Linked DNA regions of Homo sapiens: region 2 is linked to region 1. Evidence: chromatin loops called from intact Hi-C (ENCODE). Cell type or tissue: natural killer cell. All regions are shown on one strand. Each heading gives the region's core, and the rest is flanking DNA. Links, peaks and the distances in the headings are about the cores only.

Region 1 (2,811 bases), core at 260-2,759:
GTCCTTGAAGCACTCTCTGGCTGTCTCTGCAAGTGGCTGAACAGCTCCTCTTGCTCTCTGTGGGTCTGTGGAGGCTCCAGGTCCCCTAGGCCCAGGTGCTGTCATGCTCACCAGGTCCCACCAAGAGTGCACCCCACCGTGGATGGTGGAGGAGACCAGGTATAGCTGCTCCTGCCCCTACCCCTCTCCTGACCAGCCAATCTTAATAGGAGGAAGGAGCAGGGATGAGTGGAGCCATGGAGGTTGGTGCTGGAAAGAACAGAAATGAAGACCTTTATCCCATCCCCCAAATGATGGGGATCCCTTTCTGAGTTCTAGCAGCCCTTTGGTAGTCTGATGATTAGATTCCTCCCATGCGTCTTAAACCCTATCGTATGGCAGGCACTGTGCTAGGTGCTGGGTTTACACGTGGGTGATGGATGTGTCCAGTCCTCCTGGAACTTAGAAACCAGATATGTCCAGTCCTTCAGGCACTTAGAATCCAGGTACAGAAACAAACATCTACGTGGCTGCTGCTGCTGATGTGTTGTCCTCGAGATGGTTGGGGCTATGAAAGGGCAGAAGAGGGGGTGACTCATTCTGCTTGGGAAGTTGCATGGAGGTTTCTTGGGAGGTGGCATTTCAGACTGCTCTTGTAGAAACTGGAAGAATACAGTGTGGCCAGGTGGGAGGAGAAGACAGGGCACCCAGCAGAGGGACAAGCATGAGGAGGAGGCCTGGGGTGCAAATATCATAGAACTTTGGGGAGCTATGAGAAGTCTGCAGTAATGAACCCTTAGTTACTGGGGTAGACTCTTTCCACAGGGAGGAGGGAATATCTGGAAGGAAGGTAGGGAAGGAGGGGTGGGCAGGAACCTGTCCTGGGGTCCCTGTCTCCCTTCACAGGAAATCAAGTCACCATTCATACATATACATATAGCATACACTCCCACACACACACAGACACACACATAGAGATATGCACATGTGGTCTCACACACACAGAGAGACATGCATGCATAGTCTCACACAAACACACACAGTCGCATGCACAGTCTCACACACACACTACACAGGCACACACACATATGCACACACACAGGCACACAGACACACACATACAAACATACAAACGTTCATGCACAAATACAGACACACACACACACGCACGTGCACACACAGACATACATAAACACACGGGAGAAAGTGGGTGTCATCTCGAGAGTTCTTGTGTCTGTCCCATCCCACCCACTCACCTGTCACCTCTGGGGCTGTCTCCCAGCTCATGAAGGATTTCTGAAGCCATCAAGCAGTATGTCACTGTGTGATCTGAAACACTCAGACACCTCCTCACTCTGACCTTCCTTCCTGGTATCCTTGGCTCTGGGATGAAGCAGCGTCCTGTGGGTTTTCGCGGTAGTAAAAGAGAAACCTCTCCCCTGGGGCAGAACTGCTGGGCCACCAGAGAGCACCCCTCTGCTCTTTGCCCTCAGGGCATCTTGATCTGCAGGGTGAGAGGAACTGCCCCAATCCCCTGAAATAAACTCTTTATTGATCTCTCATCCACCATGATGTCACAATTGTCTCATCCACCATGATGTCACAATTGTCTCATCCGCCATGATGTCACAAACTCACTGTGAGCAAACCCTCTGGGCTTATTGAAATATTTGAAAGATTAGTGGTGCCATCTGCTGGACACCGCAGGAAGTACTGATCCAAAGTATTTTATAGTTTCAACATCAGACTATGCACCATTGCTTTAGATGACATTGTAGTTTTACAATCTGTGATTTCAACAGTTGCTGTGATAAAAAACCAAGAATCCCTGCAAAAATAGGTATGAAATAGGAAATCAGGGTGGCTGTGTCCAATCTGCTTCCAAAGTTTGAGAAGTTGTTCAGTGCCCAGTAGGTACACATGTCCATTAGTAAACATTTGTGCTTATTTAAGAAAGAAATAAACATACTACTTTTTCAATTTATGTGAAATATTTTCTTAAATGGCAATAAAATTGCTAGGTCATAAATATTTATTGTTTGCTCCTGACTACTTAACGAATACATTCTTGGGTACTCTTTTTTTATAGGGTTGTCTTGAAAATGTTACAAAGGCACCTTCTGGATTTTCCCTGGACCACTCCAGTACATTTCATGGGCTCTGCCTCCTGCAGGAAGGCATGAAGCCAGGACACACATGTTACTTTTTTGGGAGTCCTTCCTGTTTAGCCTGTTGAGGACCTGGAGACTCCCTTCCCACTCTTCCTCTCCATTACCTTGCTCCCCACCACCTGAATCATCTGTCACTTTCCTACACCTGATGCAATGCACCTGCTCATTACGTTCACCTGCTGTCCCCACTGGAGCACGGATTTTGTCTGTTTTCCTCAGAGAAGTATCCACAGCACAGCTCACTGTTGGTTCTGAGGCTGTACTTACCCTGTGAGTGAATAAATGAGAGGCAGTGAGTGGGGCAGCGGCCTCTTTCCTGTCCATTTGTTCACTACACTTTAGATGGTAACTTAGGATGTGGTGTAGACCAGTGTTTCCTGGGCACAATAAATCAGAATATATTGTGAAGACAAGAAGTAGAAAGAAATGTTAGGTGGAAGAATATGAATTTTCAAGTAGGAGTTGGGCAGAGTGAGAAACCAATCAGGAAAGGGGTAAGTTTGGTTTGCTTGTAGATAACATGTGGAGAAATGCAGCCATCTGCAATGGAGACTGGGCGCTGTTAGATTCGTTTGCGCCAAGACCACCTCCACTACCTGCCCTTGTCCTACTCTCTCCCGAGGCTGAATGCAGCTCCTGTGCCTTCAGTGCCAAGGAAGCC
Region 2 (2,811 bases), core at 59-2,558, 190 kb after region 1:
CCTGAGGTCAAGAGTTCGAGACCAGCCTGGCCAATATGGTGAAATCCCGTCTCTCCAAAAAAAAAAAAAAAAAATTAGCCAGGCATGGTGGCGCACACCTGTAGTCCCAGCTACCCTGGAAGCTGAGGTGGGAGAATCACTTGAACCTGGGAGGCGGAGGCAGAGGTTGCAGTGAGCTGAGATTGTACCACTGCACTCCAGCTTGGGCCACAGAGACCCTGTCTTAAAAAAGAAAAAAAATGGTGTTGATTTAGATCAACATTGGCTGGGGTCGTCAGGAAATGGTAAAGGAAAGAACAGATCCTTGAAGGATAGGCAGGATTCTGAGGAGTAAAGAGGAAGGGAAGAATATTATAGGTGTAACCAAAAGCACAGAAGGAACCTAGAAAACTGATTCCTGGGCCGTTGACAATAGGTATCACAAACTTCATTCTTAATCATGCACGTAATTGAATTGATCAAAGCTAGGCAATTGGCATCAAAACTAAAACTGGAGTCTTTCAGAATTCCAACTCCAGGCTCTGACAGTGTGTATTAACTTTGAAGCAAAGTATTTGTTTGGGAGACAAGAGGGAGAGGTTTGGGATAGTAGGTTGGCACTTTATTCGAGGTACTTCCACGAGTATTTAAGGATTTTTGAATCGTTTTCTATGCGCAGTGACCTGCAACTGCTTAGGTGTGGTTTCAAGGTGGTTTCTACTGCATTGTTTTTGTTCTGTTTTTGCACTTAAATTTTACACTGCACAATTATTGAACACAAGAAAATACTGACATTGCAGATTAGGAGCAAGTCCTACTGCTCAAAGGCCAAAGCGCTCTTGCCTTTGCTCAGAGCTGCTCTGTGAGATGGGTGGGCCTCTCAGTCTAGGTACTGACTGTGCCCACACTGGCTATCGACGAGAATTGACTCTCTGCAGCCACCGTCTCCGTCCTAAAGTCCCATCCAATCAGGGTTCCGCGGGAAGAGGCGGTGCTGAGAGGCGCGTACTGTGCTTGCTTTTTGCAGTACCTGCTGCGGCCGCTTTCGGCATGGAGGAAATTTATGCGAAGTTTGTGTCCCAGAAAATCAGCAAAACCCGCTGGCGACCGCTGCCTCCGGGAAGTTTACAGACCGCGGAGACGTTCGCTACAGGATCTTGGGACAATGAGGTATCGCCGCTGATAGGGACGAGCCCCTACCTCCTCCCTCTCTCCGGTTGAGCTGACCCCTGGCCTTCCGCGCGCCAACTCCCACCTTCTGGTTCTTCTCGCACTTTTAGGTCCCCCGGACCCCTGTCTCAGGCGCGGTTGCTCCGTAGCTCAGAGCCGGTGATGGCATGCCTGAGCCTCGTATCTCGTTGTGTTTTAAACTCACCATACCATTTGAGATGTTTTGGAGCAACATTTCCGGACGGGAGCACAACTTTTATTTTCCGAGAGTTGACGTTTATGTCATCTCAAGACAAAACTTTCTGTTTTACAGGAAAATTATATTTCACTGTGGTCTATTGGAGATTTTGGAAACTTGGACTCTGATGGAGGGTTTGAAGGAGACCATCAGTTATTGTGTGATATCAGACACCATGGTGATGTAATGGATTTACAGGTAAATCTGTGTAGCATCCAAAAGCTAACTTTGAAAGTCCTGAGTAATACATTTAAACAAGCAGAGCATCATAAAAGTTGTCTGGTGTCACCCCTCGTTTACAGAAAACTGAGTGCTCTGTAAGTTATGATTTGCCCAACATCATTTAGCCATTTAGTGGCAGAAAAAGGACTGGGAAAGGGGATGTAGATTTAATCATACTTTTTTATTAATTGACTGTCGACTATGTGCTAAATACCGTTTGGGGAGCTTTACAAAAATTAATTATTGTTGCATGCCAGTGAATCAAGTATCGTTACTTTGTTTTACTAATGAGAAAATTGAGACTAATATATCTTGAGCATGTACTATGTGACAGATACTGTGCAGGGGGATAACATCATTTTGTTTTTTGAATTCTCATAACAACTCCCTAAGTAGAGATTAGTGCTCCCGTTTTAAAGATTTACCACGATTTAGTGAACTTAACTTGGCCAAAGTCTCAAAACCAGTAATGAGTGGTGGGGATGAAATTGAGTTTTCTTTTTTTTTTTTTTTTCCAAGATGGAGTCTCGCTCTGTCACCCAGGCTGGAGTACAGTGGCATGATCTGAGCTCACTACAACCTCCGCTTCCCGGGTTCAAGCGATTCTCCTGCCTCAGCCTCCCGGGTAGCTGGGACTACAGGCGCAGGCCACCATACCCGGCTAATTTTTTGTATTTTTAATAGAGACGGGGTTTCACCATATTAGCCACGATGGTCTCTATTTCCTGACCTGGTGATTTGCCTGCCTCGGCCTCCCAAAGTGCTGGGATTACAGGAGTGAGCCATGGCGCCCGGCCGAAATTAAGTTTTCAAATCCTGGTGTGGAGAGCCCCTGCATTTTCCATAGAAAGCTACCTAGCCCTGGTGCGCGCTTGTAATCCCAGCTACTCTGGAGTCTGAGGCAGGAGAATCGCTTGAACCCGGGCGCAGAGGTTGCAGTGAGCCGAGAGTGCGCCAGCTTGGGCAACAAGAGCGAAACTCTGTCTCAAAAAATAATAATAATAAATAAATAAATAAATAAATAAATAAAATAAAAAAGAAAGCTATCTAGCTCTAGGAAAGATACATTTTTTTTTTTTGGAGACGAAGTCTTATACTGTCACCCGAGCTGGAGTGCAGTGGCGAGAGCTCAGCTTACTGCAACTTCTGCCTCCTGGGTTCAAGCAATTCTCCTGCCTCAGCCTCCCGAGTAGCTGGGACAA

Evidence for each region. Hi-C counts contacts between places; a loop is a spot of excess contacts. Peaks named below come from ENCODE experiments on the same cell type or tissue, not always from the same donor. Only the 100,000 strongest peaks of a DNase experiment are listed, where the experiment ranks them.
Region 2: a loop joins it to region 1, with 3.0 times the contacts of the local background. A loop is called at or near these places in 9 of 110 quality-filtered maps.

Annotation. Positions count from the first base shown.
Region 1 is chr6:149,933,204-149,936,014 of GRCh38, reverse strand. It overlaps LOC105378052 (a long non-coding RNA gene), which reads right to left and starts at 1,502. Exons shown (of 2, transcript NR_134598.1): 1 at 1,236-1,502; 2 at 1-547. In natural killer cell, for the core only: CTCF peaks have their summits at 1,489 (motif pointing right) and 1,688 (motif pointing left); a DNase peak (open chromatin) is centred at 1,654; H3K27me3 peaks cover 2,018 bases.
Region 2 is chr6:149,744,714-149,747,524 of GRCh38, reverse strand. It overlaps NUP43 (nucleoporin 43), which reads left to right and starts at 996. Exons shown (of 8, transcript NM_198887.3): 1 at 996-1,149; 2 at 1,463-1,585. The coding sequence starts at 1,030. RefSeq lists an enhancer at 627-686. In natural killer cell, for the core only: a CTCF peak has its summit at 1,048; a DNase peak (open chromatin) is centred at 944; H3K4me3 peaks cover 986 bases; H3K27ac peaks cover 969 bases.